Regions from separate parts of the Homo sapiens genome. Here regions 2, 3, 4 and 5 are each linked to region 1. The links are chromatin contacts, found by Hi-C or POLR2A ChIA-PET in ENCODE. All regions are on one chromosome and are shown on one strand. The core of a region is the stretch at or near the end of the contact, and the rest is flanking DNA. Distances in the headings are between cores, read along the strand shown. Region 1 holds the start of RASGRP3 (RAS guanyl releasing protein 3). Region 2 holds the start of GPATCH11 (G-patch domain containing 11). Region 3 holds the start of STRN (striatin). Region 4 holds the start of YPEL5 (yippee like 5). Region 5 has its middle 9.0 kb from the start of LINC01936.

Region 1 (3,069 bases), core at 1-2,500:
AGACAAAGCCTAAATATAAAAGATTACTCACACAGGCTCTTACACTGAGTAAGATATTATGTGTTAAAAATCAGGGTTAATAGTTTAACAGGCACATTATGGTTCAGAAATCCCCTGGGGGACTTCAACCATCTTTTCTGGATGTTCACTTTGCCAAATAGGCTGCCTCTATGTCATATCTCTACCTGAAGGGCAGGCTCAGACACTGATTCGGGGAAGTGTCACCCTTACTATACCAAGAAGTCAGACATCCAAGGTCAGACACTACGTAAAGTCAGATACTTCAAGGGCTTTCCTTGGAAGGGAGGATGAAAAGGGAAGGGTGGGAACATCAGCTCAGGTGAGACATATGAATTCAACAAAACATCAGGGATGGTTTGCCACGTTTGCGAGCAGCACAGAAAACGGCAGTTTGCTCCAAGTTCCCAGCACACCAAAGGGGGCAGTAGTGCGTCTGTAAAGCGCGTTGTCAACTTGGTGATAATTTCTGTTTGCATTCACACTCGCCGGCTGATAATCTCAGCTGCTCGATGCAATTCAACAGATAACAATGCGGAAGTTTGGTCTAAAGCTACCTGAAATCACTTCCAAGAGCTCTTCAGATAAAGCTGCCTTTGATAGTCTTCATTAACCCCTCCCATATTTGCCCCTCAGCGTCCCTTGGCTTAGCAGCCCCGGCCTTTGAAGTCCAACCTAAGCATTCTTAGATGGTGAGTGAGGGTCTGCCTTCCCCAGCACCAGCCACCTAGTCAGGCTTGTGGCTCGTCTAACAAACTGGAGCCTGAGATTCTGAGAAAACGAAACCAAACAGTTGTACTCCGGGGTTAACACAGAGCAACTTCCACCTGCTGTGCGAGTTGGTGATCCTCTCTCTTGCCGTTCGAGAGCCCCAGTGAAACTTGAGTGAGATGAGAGAGCATGGAGCCTGCCAGTCTCCCCCTCTGCGCACACACACACGCAAACACATTTAACTTTCCACTTGCAGTGACCTGCCCTTCAGTGTGACTTATCAGCTGTTTGGCTTTTGTCACTAAAGGAAAACAAATTGTGGAATATCCCGCTCTGCATGCTCATGAGATGGCTGAGCCAACTCAGGGGTTATGAGGTGGTTTGCGAGTGAGGAGAAGAATGATCTTCAGTTTCTGACCTCCTGGCACGGTGGCGGGCGGTATTTATCAGGAGGTACATGTGACTGGTTAAGACTCAGAGCCCCAGCTTGAAGGAAACAGCTGCTCTCGGCGTGCTCCGGCACTTGGCAGCTGGACAGGCAGAGTGCTGATGTGAAAAATACCACGACAAAACCACCCTAGTAAGTAACTGGAGAACTTTCCTCTCTCTCTCTCTCTTTCATTCCCTCTCCGTGTGTGTGTGTGTGTGTGTGTGTGTGTGTGTGTGTGTTGCAAGCCACCAACAACTTTTGATTTTGATTTTGGTTTCCCTCTGGCACGATAGAAGGAGATATTTTATTTGTACCTGTTAACAGCCATTGGTGTTTTCACAGCCCTTTTTTAGAACCTGTTATTTTCGGCAACGTGTCTTGTAACTTTGAGGATGAATGGGGCATATGGCTTCATTCCTGTCTAGGAAACAGAAAGTTTGTTTCCCAGTGTTCAAGATTTTTCTAGTCCATGGTGTTTAGGTTCAAAGTCAAGTTCAGGTTATGAAGTAGAGACTTCATTGAAGTGAGTTGATGACTAGATTTGATTTTAATCTGTTTCTACCACTGAAACCTGAAAACGTAGTTGTTTAAAGTAACTTGTGAATTTATTGTATGGCTGATTTGATTTTTCCTATTCAATTTTTGAGAATATCTCATTTAACTGTGTAGAACTGTCTGCAATATAGAAGACTGACAAAATAATATTTAGATTCACATTAGAAATCATATTTAGATTTCTTGCATGGTTTCCAACTAATTGAAAGCTGTATTTTATAGCGACTTTTTTTCCCCCCAACAAGCTAATTCACCTTCATTACTTTAAAATGTTCAGTTGCCCCTGGTCTTCCTTCACCTTCATTACTTTAAAATGTTCGGTTGCCGCTGGTCTTCCTTATTTTAGTGTTTTCGTGATACTCAGGCTGTTTTTTCCTTGTTTATGACCTGACTGGGAAAGTGCTGCCTGCAGCTGATGATTAACTCTGGGAGGCCTGGCATCCAAATTACGGAGAGAACCGGCTCCTTCTCAGGTTCATTCAGCAGTAATGGTGCTTGCGCTTGGGCGAGCAGCAAAGCAGGCACCATGCTGGAACTGAGCTGTTGTTCGGTGACTTTTGTCCTTCCTTGGTAGTCACCAGACAGAATGCTTCAGAGGAAAGGCAAAAGGGGAAAAGAGAGAGGGCAGAGCTCTAAACTGATGACGTAAAGCTCTGAAAGTGACAGGTCTTTGAATCAGAGGCTGCAGGGAGATAACCAAACAGGTTCCTGTTTCTGGAGATCGCGTGGATCTTGAGGAGGGTGGGCAGAGAGGGGCTGTTTTTATTTGAAGTCTCACCAAATAGTTGTTTTGCTTGTGATAAGCCTAGGACAACCTGGAGTGCGCTTGTTTCCTCGTGTGACAAATGGATTCTCATACAGGCTCAAGCTATACGGTTTTCTTTCGCCCTCTGCCCCCTGCCATGAGGGAACACTGTTCTCTCCCCACCCTTACCATCCTTTGTTGTTTGTGGAGAATGGATTAAAAATGACCCAGGGCACGGCACTTCTGCGATCGAGTTTCCCTCAGCACAGTGGGTCTTGAGTACCGCACCAACCAATGTTCTCTGATGGAAGCAGTTTCGGATGCCCTGTCTAAACAAATGGCTAGTCTGACATTGAGAAGTTCTCCACCTTCTTTTCCTTCAAATGTAGAAGAATCCACAAAATGTAGAGTGGCCAATGAGGAAAAATAGTCCCAACTTCTCTGTTCCTCGGTATGGCATTTGTGTGAGGTCCTTGGGTCAGCCCGCGGCCATGTGGTCTGTGACTTCCCTGTCTGACTGCTGGGGGAGGGGGTTCCTCCTGAGTCATTCTTTAGGGAGTTTGTTCCTGGTATAGTTTCAGATTTTCCACAGGTTGATAGTGGAAGAGAA
Region 2 (3,069 bases), core at 301-2,800, 3.6 Mb after region 1:
TGAAGACACTGGGATTGTTAGGCAGCATAGAGAGATCACTTGCAACGGGTGACGATGATAAATTTAAAGTGACACCAGTCATATAGCCATGTTTTTCTCCAGTTACAATGAGCTGCCCAGGTACAAACATAAAGAAGATAGGCAATGAGCTGGATTTAAACGAGGTTTGAGTTTTGCCACTAAATTTCCCATTCGTGTAATACTCTCAAGTTCCATAAGTGACCCATAAACCTTCCAAAACATAACATGTGTTTTCTTAAGAATCATGACCACATAATCTCTTCACGTTAATGCAACTGGGAAAAAAGAGCAATACCATACCTTGTTGGCAGCAACCAAGACTTTATCAAGAAATCGCAACCATTCAAAGATGAAAACTGGTCTTTTTGCTTCGGTGATTTGAGCCAAAGCTTCTTCATTTAGCAATAAACTGTGGGCTAACTCCATTACGGAAGTTTGAAATTCACACCTTAAATTTAACAGAGTAAAAAATACTTGTAAGTATTTTTTAATGTTAAAAGTCAAGCTTAATGGAATATACTCACTAAGAAAAGTAGGACTACTCATTTCATTTGGGGAAAAACTCAACTTCTTTGAGGCAAAACCTGAGAACATACTTTTAAATGACAAAAATACAAACAAAAACAGAAGAAAACTACTTGGTAAGGAAGAGTGACTCATGGAGTGAAAAGAAAATTAAAAGAAATTATTGCCAAAAAAGGCATTATTCCAGAAGAAATATGTCCAGCAACACATATGTCATTTACCCGTTCTATAAATGAAAAAACTGAAGCACTAAGATCAAACACCCCAGCCGGGCTTGACAACCATCCTCCTCTTTTTCTCGTCCAGGGTTCGGTACATAGCACCTTTACCCTCCCGCGCTGCACCTGGCCAGAGGGACTGAGGTCAAAACACCCAGCACAGACATCCCGAACTGCAGGTCTCCAAGACTCTTCCTACGCGGATGGGTGGGGCGGCCAGGCCCGGCGGCCGAAGCGTCAGTGACAACACCAGGCGGTCCGGAATGCACCCGAGAAGCCTCGCGCGCTCGGGGTCTGGCTTCACCTGGCTACTCCAAGAACCGCAAGCGGCGGACCCGGGGAAACACCAAGAGGCCGCCGCAAGCCTCCGTGGGGTTCCGCAGGCTGTCAATAGCACGAGGCGGCAGCTCGGAACTAAGCACGGAGCCAGAAAAGGGAAAATGTTCATTACGAACTCAAATGTCTTCCCCACCCGTCTGAAAATGTACGTCGGACAGGAGTCCGTGCGTGTCAACATGCATGCTTCGGCGACCTCACCTCGTAGTCTGGAAGGGAAGATCAGCTGAGCTCCGGGGGTAGAAGCAGCCACCAAGAGACCCGGATGCCCCACCTCCCGCACTCCTACCTGCAGGAAACAAGGGAAGAGCGCTTGCGCGGAGGGCTGGTCTTGCGCAAGCGCAGTCACCACGTCCTCCTATCCCCACCCGCCGCGAATTTCCAATAGAGTCTGCACTAGGAAACTGGTGGGAGCCGAGGTCCGGAAGTCCGACGCTGGTCGGTGGGCGCATGCGCAGCGCGCGCTCTACGGCGCTGAACCGGGGCGAGCAGAGAGCTGTCAGGTAAGAGAGCTGTCAGGTAAGGGTCTGGGGACAACCGGTAGAATGATAAAAGGCAGAGTGCGCTGGCCATGACTACCGTATCACACCGTCAGCCACTTTTCCATCCGTGGGTGGTTGCGTCTGTGGGACGCTTGCAGCCAGGAGGAACGCGTGAGGGAAGGGATCAGCGGTTCCTGAGCGTAGTATTGAGAGTGGGACGTTTCTTGTCACATTTATACTGTAGGTCCATTTCTCCACTTGTATATGTAATGGGACTCTCAATATGTCTGTTTCCCGACTACGCCCCCTAAAAAAACAAAAACAAACCTACTCCTACAGTCTTCCCACTCTCAAAAAACGTTAACTCCGTTCTTCCATGTATTCAGGCCAAAAACTTAGCGTTATCTTGACATCGTTCTTTACGTACTACCTACAACATCAGCAAATCCTGTAAGCTCTACCTTCAAGTGTACCCCAAATGCGACCACTTGCATTGCTATCACTCTGGTACGAGCCTCCATCATCTCTGCCAGGGTATCGCCTTGTGAAGTTTATGCTTATCTTTGATGGAAATGGATAATGCTAAAGTATATTTTACCAATAGAAAGAGAGCTTTAAAAGCAACCTGTAACCCCATTCAGATGTGCCTGGCACTTTAAAGTTAAGTAGGTCTCTTAAAAACAATGTAATCCTATTTGCAAGGCACTATGACCCGGATTCTTTGTGGTTTTGAAATAGTCATTTAGCCATACTGAACCTTAATTTCTCCAACAGGAAAAACTCTTCCTACCTTGTAGAGTTGTTAGTGGTGGTTAAATGTGATAAAAATGTGTGATATACTGGGTAAGTGTTAAACCATTATGTGTAAAAATGCTGTTATTACCAATGAAGAATCTGAGGTTTAGAGGAAGCGGGTGAATTACCATAAATGCTGTATATAATAGTGCACGTTTTTAACTTATAATAAAAATAGGTAAACTAAACTGTAATGTTTAAAGATGCACACGTGGATGACAAAACTATCGAGAAAATGAAGGAAATGATTGCCATAAAAAACAGAATAGTGACTATTCTTAGAACCAAAAGAGAGTTGCAACTGGATAGGGGACAAAGAGGGCTCCCAGGTGCCTGATAAGGTTCTACTTCCTGATAACTTTTGCTACATAACAAATTATCCCCAAATGTAGCAGCTTAAGATAACTGTAATCATTTGTTATCTCACAGTTTCTATGGGTCAGGAATTTGTTAGCAGCTTAGCTTAGTTTAGCATGGACTTTCTTAAGAAGTTGCAGTGAAGATGCCAGCCCAGGCTGAGTCATTTGAAGGCCTGACTGGAGCAAGAGAATCCATTTCCAAGGTAGCTCACTCCTGTGGCTCATGAGTTTGTGCTGGCTTTTAATAGGAGGACTCAGTTCCAATCGTGTGACCTTCTCCATAGAGCTTCTTGAGTATCCTTATTATGTGACCACTGACTTCCTTCAAGTGAG
Region 3 (3,069 bases), core at 411-2,910, 3.5 Mb after region 1:
CACAGGGCCTAGACACACAGCTGGCACTCAATACACAGGTGCTGAATAAAATACATGATAAAACTGAAACCCAGAGAGGTTAAAGGATTTCCTCAAGGTCACAGAGCTAGCAACAAACACAGCCCTTACTATAACCTTGTCTACTACAGCCTTGTGTGTTCGCTCTTTCCACAGCCACTTCCACTACACCAGAGCCTGTTCCAGCACATGATTCTATTTAACAGATTTCTCCTCTTCTTTTTTTTCTTAAGCGCCAAATACATGTTACCAAAAAAAGTGACACACTGGGTAGCATTTTAAACTCAAGTGTTTTGCCAACTAAAACTATACTCAAATTTCATAAGTATACAGGCTTAGCCCGTAAAACAGAAAGGCACAACTATTCATAGTTCTTTAAGTTCCTTTTGAAATTGGTGTGTATGCCCTGGAAGTTTTAAGAACAACCACTGAAAACCTATTCACCAATTCTGAATGGCTTGTAAAGTATCAGCCTCACTTTCATTCTTTTCAGAGCCCACAGTTATCTCCTCCCTGGATATACTTTATCTTGCAGATTATGCAAGGCAATGTAACTAACTTCAAAGTCCCTTTAGTTCCTTTTAAAGCACAAGAAAATCTCCCAAAACACTGAACATAAAATTAACCCTTGGGAAGTTTCAGATTCTGAGAACAGGAACCACCTCTTAACCATTCTCTCTGACTGCGATCATCTAGGTCCTTCATTCAAAATGCATTAATTGGAAATACCTAAAAGAAACGTGGGAGGGGGCCGGGGGGTCGGAAGAAAGTGGAGAACAGACATTTACATATATAAAAAAAGGGATCTGATATATGAATAACACTTTTGCCCAACGTCAACTTCTCGCCTCGACTCAAGGCCTGACACAACTTCTGTTGTCTTCTTGATCACCTTCCTTGAAGAGAGGGGCCAAAGCCGGCACGTTCTGCGGAGACTGTCTCTAGACCTAGGAAGGGGCACACCAGGGCAGCGGACGATTTGCTCCGCGTCTCTCAAAACTACTGCCAGCCCAATTAGTAAACCGAGAGGGCAGCCCTGAGATGCAGGATGGCCAGAGAGTTGAAATGAGTCTGGGAGTTAAGAGTGGGATGGGGCGGACGAACAGGCGTGGGGAGGGTAAACAACGCACCAGGAGCGGGAGTGAGAACAGGGTCGAGGTGGGGTCAGCGAAAGGCAAAAGGCGAAGAGAAGAAGGGGACGGGGCTCCGGGTGGGATGGGCGGCAGCAAAGGGGGAGGGGACGCGAGAAGGCTGGGGGAGGGGGAGAAGGGTCCGGGGCGGGGCGGAAGGGAGCAAAGAGGCGGGATGAAGACGGCCAGGCCGGGAGGGTCTTTACCTGCAGCTCCGCCCGCTCCACCTCCCACTGGGCTCTCTCCACCTCGAAGCGGGCCCACTCGTGCTGCAGGAAGTGCAGGATCCCCGGGAGACTGTACTGGGCTCGGGCCGCCCCCGCCGCAGCCGCCCCGTCGCCGGCCGCGGCAGCCTCCGCCAGAGGCCCGAGCCCCTTGGCACCGCCGGCGCCCGGGTGGTTGTTGCTGAAGAAGACGCCGGGACCCGCCTGCTCGTCCATGGCGGCCGCAGATACCCGGGGAGCTGCCCCGGCGCCCAGCAGCGGAGGCAACAGCGGCGGCAAGCAGCGCCTCCTCCTCCCTCCGCCGCTCCCGCCCACACCCCAGTCAGCAGGGAGCAGCCTCCTGGGCGCGGGGGCCGGCCGAGCCCGTGACGGGCCGGGAAATGGGTCAACTGCGGCGCGCTGGCGGCCCGGGGCTTGCCGGGAAATGTAGTCGCGGGGCGGGGCGCGGGCTAGCGCGGCCCGGGCGGCCTGTAGGGCTGTGCCTCAGCTTGGGCGTGGCCTCGGGCCCGCCCCGCCCCGGCTCGCCGCGTAGGGGGCCGGCTGGGCGGGGAGAGCGGGTTTCCTCTGGGGCCGGCTGGGCGCGGGCGGGCGGGTCTCCAGTCTTCCTCGCACGCGGAAGTTCGCGGGCGGCGCACCCTGTTGCATTCAAAAACACACACACACACACACACACACACACACGGAAGTTGTCACGCCAAGATACCTGCCCGAGCTGCACATCTTTTAAGGCTTCCTGGCCGTTCTGTGAAGGAACAGGCTCAAAGCGAGCTACCCGGTGCGGCCGCGGGACCGGGGTTCTCCCGCCAGCTGCCCTGCGTGCTCTCGCTTCGGCTTCGTGTTCGGAGTTTCTCTCACCCTAGACGCTCCTCCATTCTGCCAATCTGCGGGTCGCTGTCGCTCTTGCCTTTCTCTTTTGACTCGAGGGGCTCAAACCTGTTACCTGACCAGTTTTCATTTCTAAGGAACGCCGATCACCTTTCTAAGACAACGCCGCAGCTTTCTGCTGCTGCTTCCAAATTGTGGTTTGTTGACAGCCCATCTGAAAAACTGCTCCGTTGAAGTTTCTTTCCCTTTGCAGTCCTCCTGCAGTAAATCCTGTAAAAGTTTTAGCATCCAATAATAGATGTTCTGTTATTTCGGTCTCATTTTTCCTATCTTATTCCCGCTGATTTTTACTCTACTTAATTGAACAAATATTTTGATTATCGGTTTTCTCTTGCGCTGGGAATATTAAGATAAATGACATCGTTTCTGTCATCAAAGATTGGCGTATAATCAAATATCACAAAGGCTTAATTTAAAAGCTACACCACCTTGAAAAAGCAAGTTCCCTTTCTGCTCCCTAGCGCGGTCTTAGATATCCTGGCCCCTCTCCGTTTTCACTTGTCCTGTTCCCAGTTTCTTTCACGATTCACCTGCCAACTGGCAACAGCATCCGCCTACCAAAGGTACACCAAAGTCCTTTCAAGTTACTCTCTGTAAATATTTGCCTTCTCCGAAGTCTGACAATATGTCACTATAAATTCACACTACAACAGTGGCAAAAAGGAAGGCCCCTGAAAACAATTTAACAAATGCAAATGAAATTAAGCACTTATTTTGTCACCCTAACAAGTTATCTGAAATTCTTACGTTTTGTAGGACGTACTTGTGGGTTATCAGACTTGATGGCCATGAAAAAATGTAAAGATCTAGGC
Region 4 (3,069 bases), core at 213-2,712, 3.3 Mb before region 1:
CTGGCCAATATGGTGAAACCCCGTCTCTACTAAAAATACAAAAATTAGCCGGGCGTGGTGGTGTGCGCCTGTAATTCCAGCTACTCAGGAGGCAGAGGCAGGAGAATTGCTTGAACCCGGGAGGCGGAGGTTGCAGTGAGCCAAGATCATGCCACTGCACTCGAGCCTGGGCGACAGAGCAAGACTCCGTCTGAAACAAACAAACAAAAAAACTTATCTCCTGGAAAACTCACTTATTAAAAGATAACTAGTCCTTTTGCCTTTGATGCTCAGGTAAACTTCAGACGAACTAAATGAAAATACTTGTGGATTTGGGGATGAGCGGGAGTCAAGTGCTAGAATTTGCTTAGCAGCTTCTCTTCCACCAATAATGACTTTAAACATGTTGCAAACTAGCCCCAAATGCTAACCTACATTTTTAATCTGAGAGGTATGCGTCATCAAATATTTTGGTTTTATCCCGAAAGTCAGCTAACAGAGATGTAAGTACCTGGGCAACTCTAATGGAATGAGAAGCAACATCTTCCATCTTAAGCATTGATAAGGGTTAAGGGAACAGCTGCTCTTTGCAATGAACAAATCTCACTCTCTGAGGCAGAAATTCGCCATATAGAAGACTGAATTTCTTCATCTTTTTGAGAATCATTTCCACTACCCAGAAAAAACATTCAAATGAGTTGTAAATAAAGTCAAGCGCAGTTGAAAAATCCTGTATCCACAGATGTTTCTTAGGAGTGCCTATGCGCTTAGACTCGAGGGCTAGGGGTTTGAAAGCAAAAGGCAGCCCTCTACCAGGGGTGGTCGGGGAAACGGCCTCCAAGAAACGAATTACACGGTGCACTTTAGTTACCTAGGCAGCTGTTTGTCTAGGAAACAGCTTATTGTTTTCATTTGTCATCACCGCGGCTCACTAGGTATCAGGAAGCTCGGCTCCAGCCGCTACCTGGTGACGCTAATGACGTGCGATGTCTCGCAGCTGCCGCAATTAGACAGGCCAAGCCTTCGCCTTTAAGAAGCTGACTCACGTGGATGCTGTGTTGTGTGCGCTCAGCTGAAAGGGGGAGGTGGGTCCCCAGACTGACTACATTGGCCGCCTCGAGAGAAGGGGCAGAGTTAGCCTCTTTGATTGGCTGTACGAGTCCGAGGTGCTGGGTCAGGGGCGGGGCGAGCTGTCGCAAGCCTGCCCTGGGTCTGCGGCTTCTGAGAGGGGTGGGCCGCGAAGCGGAGGGGTGCGGGAGTGGGGGAGGGTGAGCCAGAGAAGGGGCGGGGCCCCGCGAAAAAGGCAGGAGGCCGAGGACAGGGGCGGGGCCTAGAAATAAAGGGCGTTCTGGGCCAACCGGGAGAGCTGACTGCGGGGGGGCGGAGCCACGCCGGGTGACTGACGTTGAGGCCCAACCAGGGAGAGGCGGGGCCAAGGCCAGGGCCTGACTAAACCTGGAGACTCGGGTGGCCGAGGGGCTTCATACCAGCTGAAGAGCGACAAGCCGCTGGCAGCCGCGGATCTCACCGCCGCTCAGGGTGAGTCCCGCGGGAGGGGCTGGACTCGGGGCCGGTGGGGACTGAGGCGCCCGTTCGGGTCGGGCGGCTTCGAGGCACTCGGGAATCGGCCCAGGGTGGGGGGCCCAGGCAGGAAGTGCCTCTTCCTCGCCGCGCTCTTCCCGGGGTCCCAGAGCGGCCGCCCCAGATCCTTCAGGGTGGGCCCCGGCGCTGGGACCGCGGGCGGACGCGCGGGGCTGTTTGCTCTTTGTGAGGCCTGGCGCGGCGGCCGCCGTCGGCCCGCCCCCGCCGCGCAGCCGGGCGACCGGTGCGACAACAGCCGCAACCCCTCCGCGCGGCGCCCGCGCCTCCGCCCCGTTTCCCCGTCGCGTCCTCCGAGGCCCGCCGCCGAGGCCCACGGCGCCCCCTGGGCGGACGGTCTGGCCGCGACCCCCAACCCGCCGCGCCGCGCCGCGGCTGCCCCGCCCCCACCCGTCGCATAGTCGGGGGCGCGCCCGGTCTCCGCCCCGAATCCAAGTCGGAACTTGACCGAGTTGTTTGGGCCGCGATGACCGCACGGCGTGAACCGTCCTGAGCAGGGCCCACGCCCGGCCCAAGCGGCCCAGCCACCGGGCTGGGGCGGTGTCTCCCTTTGCCCCCTCCCCCCCATGAACGTCCGCCTCCCCCGCCCTCCTGCCCAGAGGACCCGGGACTGACAGCGCAGGGTGACGGTTGGGCAGCCCGCCGGGTGTCGGGACCAAGAGAGCCCCCCGGCCACCCGCTCAGCTGTTTCCTGCTCGTGTTTGTTGTGCCGAGGGAGGCCCCGCCGCCACCGCCGCCGCCGCGCTCTGCCGCCCCGGTCCCTCCCGATTGGCCGGCTGGCGTCACGTGGCCTCCATCAGCTGGGCCGGCGGGGGCGCTCGCGGGCCCCACTGCGGCTGCCGGGTGAGCCCACCCGGGGGTCGCCCGGGCCGGCCCAGCTCCGCCAGCTTCGGGCTGCGGCCTTCCCTCCGCTTGCAGTCGGGAGGGTGGGCGTGCCCTTGCAACCCCTTTCCTGTACCTTCTCTGCAGGTAGATGGGACAAATGAGTGTCCGGATCAGCGGGAGTGGGAAATTGAAATACTACAAAGATCTGTTTAATCCTGATACCAACTAATCTCCCTTTCAAGGGAGAGTCTGGGAAGCTGTACAGCTCATTTATTTTTAAACTTTTTCTGTTTACAGAGATCTGTTGGTAATCTGAGGATTTTTATTCTACGTCGTCTTGACAGATGGAAAACCTGAAGTAACTTCGGGCTAACCTTGTGTTTTTGGAAAATTAGTAGACTTGGTGGTGAAGAAACTGGGAGGAGTAGGATATTAGCTAACTTTGCATAGCCACATATAGAGCGTCGCAGCTGCATTCCACCAAAGAGGAACCAAAAGGCCTGTGGTGTTCCCAGGGTACATATTCATGCCAGAAGTGAAGTGCTTTGGTGAATTCGTTTCCTGAAAGTTTATCGCATACTTGTACTGGGTTAGGTAAGAAGTAAAGTACAAAGAATTTAGAATAGTTTCTCTAGAAGCTTATAACTTAATCAAAAGTCGTGGACA
Region 5 (3,069 bases), core at 377-2,876, 3.1 Mb before region 1:
CAATATGCAAAGAGCTAAAACTGAAACTTCTCTGAAGGAAGGGTGATGGGTGGCTCAGCACCCCACCCACTCTGGCCCCTCTCCCACCAGCAGAGGCTCTGTTGAACACTCAGAATTTCTCAGAGCACAGTCAGGCAACCTGGATCTGGGGGAAGAAGAATGCTCTGAGATCTCAAAGGACTCTGAACACATGCCCCAGATTAAGACAAATGATATCCTTTTGTTGCACAGAGGACATTAACGATATCCTTTTGTTGCCAGAGTGGGTGGGGAGCTGAACCACCCAACAATGATAACATTGTTTCGCTGGATATTTATCAAATGGCCTAGAGAGGGTGGAATGCCTTTGGTAAGCAGGTATCCAAAGACAATAGCATAGGTCATACTGAAACCTATGTCCCAGGATGTAAGATGTTATGAGTATAAACCCTGATTCCTCTGAAGACATTGGAGAGATGCAACCGTCATCCTTGTAGTACCCGAAACATGGTATTCTGGGAGGTTGGGATTGAGGGGATGGAAAAGGGCCATTTGTCGTGGACTCTTCCTTTGATGAACTCATTTGGAATTACTATAGAAGACACCATACCCCATGGATACACGGTTTCCTGCTCCGGCCCCTCCTCTGCTAGCTTGGCTACTCAAAATCCAACTAATATTGACTGAATGTCTGCATGCCTGCTATGTATCTGGAACTCCTGAGGCACACTCGGGTCTTACTTCATTGAATCTTCAAAACTGTCCAGCAATTCAGAGACTCTTACCACAGTTTACGGTTGTGAAACTGAGGCTCAAAGCAGTTTGGGACATTAGTCCTGGACTTGCAGCTATTGAGAGGACAGGGTTCAAACCTAGCTTCACCCAAGGCCAAGTCCAGTGCTCTTCCAAGCCCCCTCCATGAAGCTTTCCAGAGAAATCCTAGCTGTGCCCAGCCATTCTAGATACTGTCCGGGAGGACACCTTAGAAGCTTAGGACAGCCTGGGTGATTCAGCCTAGAAGAACACACTAGGAGAATGGTGAGAGACCTGTGTTCTTGTCCGTTCTAATTTTAACCCGGTAGGTCCCTTCTCTAGATGTAGTTTTCTCATCTGTAAAGCTGAGAGAGTGGCTTTCTAAACCACTTCCTGTTCTGCATCTCCTCCCCATGACTGCCTGTGTACATCTGAAAGCAATGGTTCTGGGGCCTGAGTCTCAGTCTGATGTGTTTACATGTCCCTGGTTTCTTTCGGCCTGTTCCCCAAGAACGGTCTCCAGGCCCGCGCCCTCAGTGCCCCTGAGCTGCAGCTGCTTGCCTGGCCTCCCAGCCCCAACTGCACCTGTCCAGCCCGTGCTCTGGGGAAGTTAGCAAGGAATCAGGACCCTGGAAGGTGGCACAGGCTCAAGGTGGCTGCAGAGGAGGCAACTACAAGTGCTGCTGAGGGACCTCCTCCCGGCAGCCCTCCAGAATTACTGCTCCCCAAAGTAACTCTCAGGTTGTTTTAATGAAAGATAAATGCATGCTACCCTGTGCTCAGTTTTTATTTTCTAGAATGTGTGGAACAGTGAGGGAATTGTAACATCTTTTTTGTTTTGTTTTGTTTTTGAGTCAGAGTCTCACTCTGTCACCCATGCTGGAGAGTGCAGTGGTGCGATCTTGCCTCACCGCGACTTCCGGCTCCCGGTTCAAGTGATTCTCCTGTCTTAGTCTTCCGAGTAGCTGGGATTACAGGCAGGCACCACCACGCCCAGCTAATTTTTGTATTTTTAGTAGAGACAGGGTTTCACCAAGTTGGCCAGGCTGGTCTCAAACTCTTGACTTCAGGTGATTCATCCACCTCGGCCTCCCAAAATTCTGGGATTACAGGCGTCAGCCACCACACCCGGCCTGTAACATCATTTTTTAAAAATCAAACACACAGTGAGGTGGTGTCACAACTCCTCAGATGGCTGAGAATTGTTAGGAAATGCAACCCTGTGGCTCAGACTCCACACTCAACTGCTCTCTGGAAGCATCACCTGTGCCCAACCTCACCTCAGTAGCGGAGAATTGCTGGATCAGTATACAGACTAGCGGAGTGGTTGGGAGAGTAGGAGCCGCTCTGAAGGGATCAAGCCTCAACTGGATGCAGGAATTCCGGTGGTTTATTAGCAAGAGAAGGCACTTGGAGGTGCAAGGAGTGCAATACTGAACAAAACAGCCACAGTCCTTACCCTCGTGGAGCTTAGAGTTGTCAGGGAAGGATATGGACAGTAAACAGGTAAAGTAATAAATATATATGTAATCTAAAATTGAGAAAATGCTACAAAGGTCAGAAGCAGAGTGTGTGATGGAGAATAAGGGTGTTTTTGGGTTGGAGAGAGGGACTTCCACTGAAGCAATGTTGTCAAGGATGATCCATTTGAAGGGGTAACATGTAAGCTGAGAGCTGAAAGTCAAGGAATCAACTGGGCTACAAACTGGAAAAAGAGCCAGAGGCAAGGCCAAAGGCCCCAAAAGAGGGTTCAGCAAACATTCGGTGCAGGGCCAGATAGTAAATACCTTTGGCTTCATGGTCCATCAATCTCTGTCATGCCTGTGTTCCAATAAAACTTTATTTATAAAACAGAAGCAGGAAGTATTCTGCCAATTCCTGCCCTGAAACAATAAAGCATGCATTGTGTGTTAGGAAAGAATGAGGCTGGCTAGCCGGGCCAGGGAGGAAGGGGAGGGTTTCAAGGTGAGGTGGAAAAGACAGGAGTGAGGTCATGGAAGGCTTTGTAGAACATGGAAAAGACTTCGGATTTATTGTAAAAAGCCACTGCAGGGTTTTAAAGCAGCCAAGAGACATGACTTGATTTATACTGTGAAAGATTACTCTGGTTACTGTGTAAAGAAAGAACTGGAGAGAGGAAAGGGAGGAGGCAGGAAGACCCTCTTGGAATCTACTGTAATAGCCATGGGAGAGATGCTGGTGACCCGCTATCTGGTGGAGATAGAGAAAGGCAGATGGCTTGAAGATCCAATTTGGAGATTACATCCATAGGACTTGCTGATGATCACATGTGGCAGAGGAAGAGCCAGTCCTCAAATATGGCCTTCAGGATTCTGG

What was found. A loop is a pair of places that touch in the nucleus more often than their neighbours do. ChIA-PET counts read pairs that join two places held with the same protein, here RNA polymerase II (POLR2A). Pooled maps may share reads with other maps.
Region 2: a pooled map shows a loop between it and region 1 (14-fold over the local background). The contact joins the promoter of GPATCH11 here to the promoter of RASGRP3 in region 1. A Hi-C loop is called at or near these places in 2 of 37 single-sample maps with no recorded cell type and 7 of 50 pooled maps.
Region 3: a loop to region 1 is called in a map of naive thymus-derived CD4-positive, alpha-beta T cell, with 13 times the contacts of the local background. The contact joins the promoter of STRN here to the promoter of RASGRP3 in region 1. A Hi-C loop is called at or near these places in 1 of 168 maps with a recorded cell type or tissue (naive thymus-derived CD4-positive, alpha-beta T cell), 1 of 37 single-sample maps with no recorded cell type and 11 of 50 pooled maps.
Region 4: a map of CD8-positive, alpha-beta T cell shows a loop between it and region 1 (24-fold over the local background). The contact joins the promoter of YPEL5 here to the promoter of RASGRP3 in region 1. A Hi-C loop is called at or near these places in 2 of 168 maps with a recorded cell type or tissue (B cell and CD8-positive, alpha-beta T cell), 5 of 37 single-sample maps with no recorded cell type and 14 of 50 pooled maps. POLR2A ChIA-PET finds 5 or more read pairs at or near these places in 1 of 52 experiments (CD4-positive, alpha-beta T cell).
Region 5: a pooled map shows a loop between it and region 1 (5-fold over the local background). The contact joins the enhancer-like site here to the promoter of RASGRP3 in region 1. A Hi-C loop is called at or near these places in 2 of 37 single-sample maps with no recorded cell type and 2 of 50 pooled maps.

The regions. Positions count from the first base shown.
Region 1 is chr2:33,475,399-33,478,467 of GRCh38, forward strand. RASGRP3 (RAS guanyl releasing protein 3) reads left to right here and starts at 1,251. Exons shown (of 18, transcript NM_001139488.2): 1 at 1,251-1,309. RefSeq lists an enhancer at 587-906.
Region 2 is chr2:37,082,968-37,086,036 of GRCh38, forward strand. GPATCH11 (G-patch domain containing 11) reads left to right here and starts at 1,551. Exons shown (of 9, transcript NM_174931.4): 1 at 1,551-1,603. HEATR5B (HEAT repeat containing 5B) reads right to left here and starts at 1,405. Exons shown (of 36, transcript NM_019024.3): 1 at 1,302-1,405; 2 at 322-469. The coding sequence starts at 447. RefSeq lists enhancers at 913-1,012, 1,483-1,642.
Region 3 is chr2:36,964,876-36,967,944 of GRCh38, forward strand. It overlaps STRN (striatin), which reads right to left and starts at 1,661. Exons shown (of 18, transcript NM_003162.4): 1 at 1,355-1,661. The coding sequence starts at 1,588. RefSeq lists a silencer at 1,342-2,151.
Region 4 is chr2:30,145,545-30,148,613 of GRCh38, forward strand. YPEL5 (yippee like 5) reads left to right here and starts at 1,463. Exons shown (of 3, transcript NM_016061.3): 1 at 1,463-1,518. RefSeq lists silencers at 1,067-1,646, 1,677-1,846, 2,137-2,576.
Region 5 is chr2:30,336,110-30,339,178 of GRCh38, forward strand. No RefSeq gene overlaps it. Among named protein-coding and RNA genes, the nearest start is that of LINC01936, 9.0 kb to the right of the region's middle. RefSeq lists enhancers at 1-50, 141-200, 211-280, 1,141-1,330, 1,711-1,950. Within about 2 kb of position 1,627, at least 9 of the 41 ENCODE cell types and tissues checked have a DNase peak (open chromatin) inside an H3K27ac peak, as active enhancers do.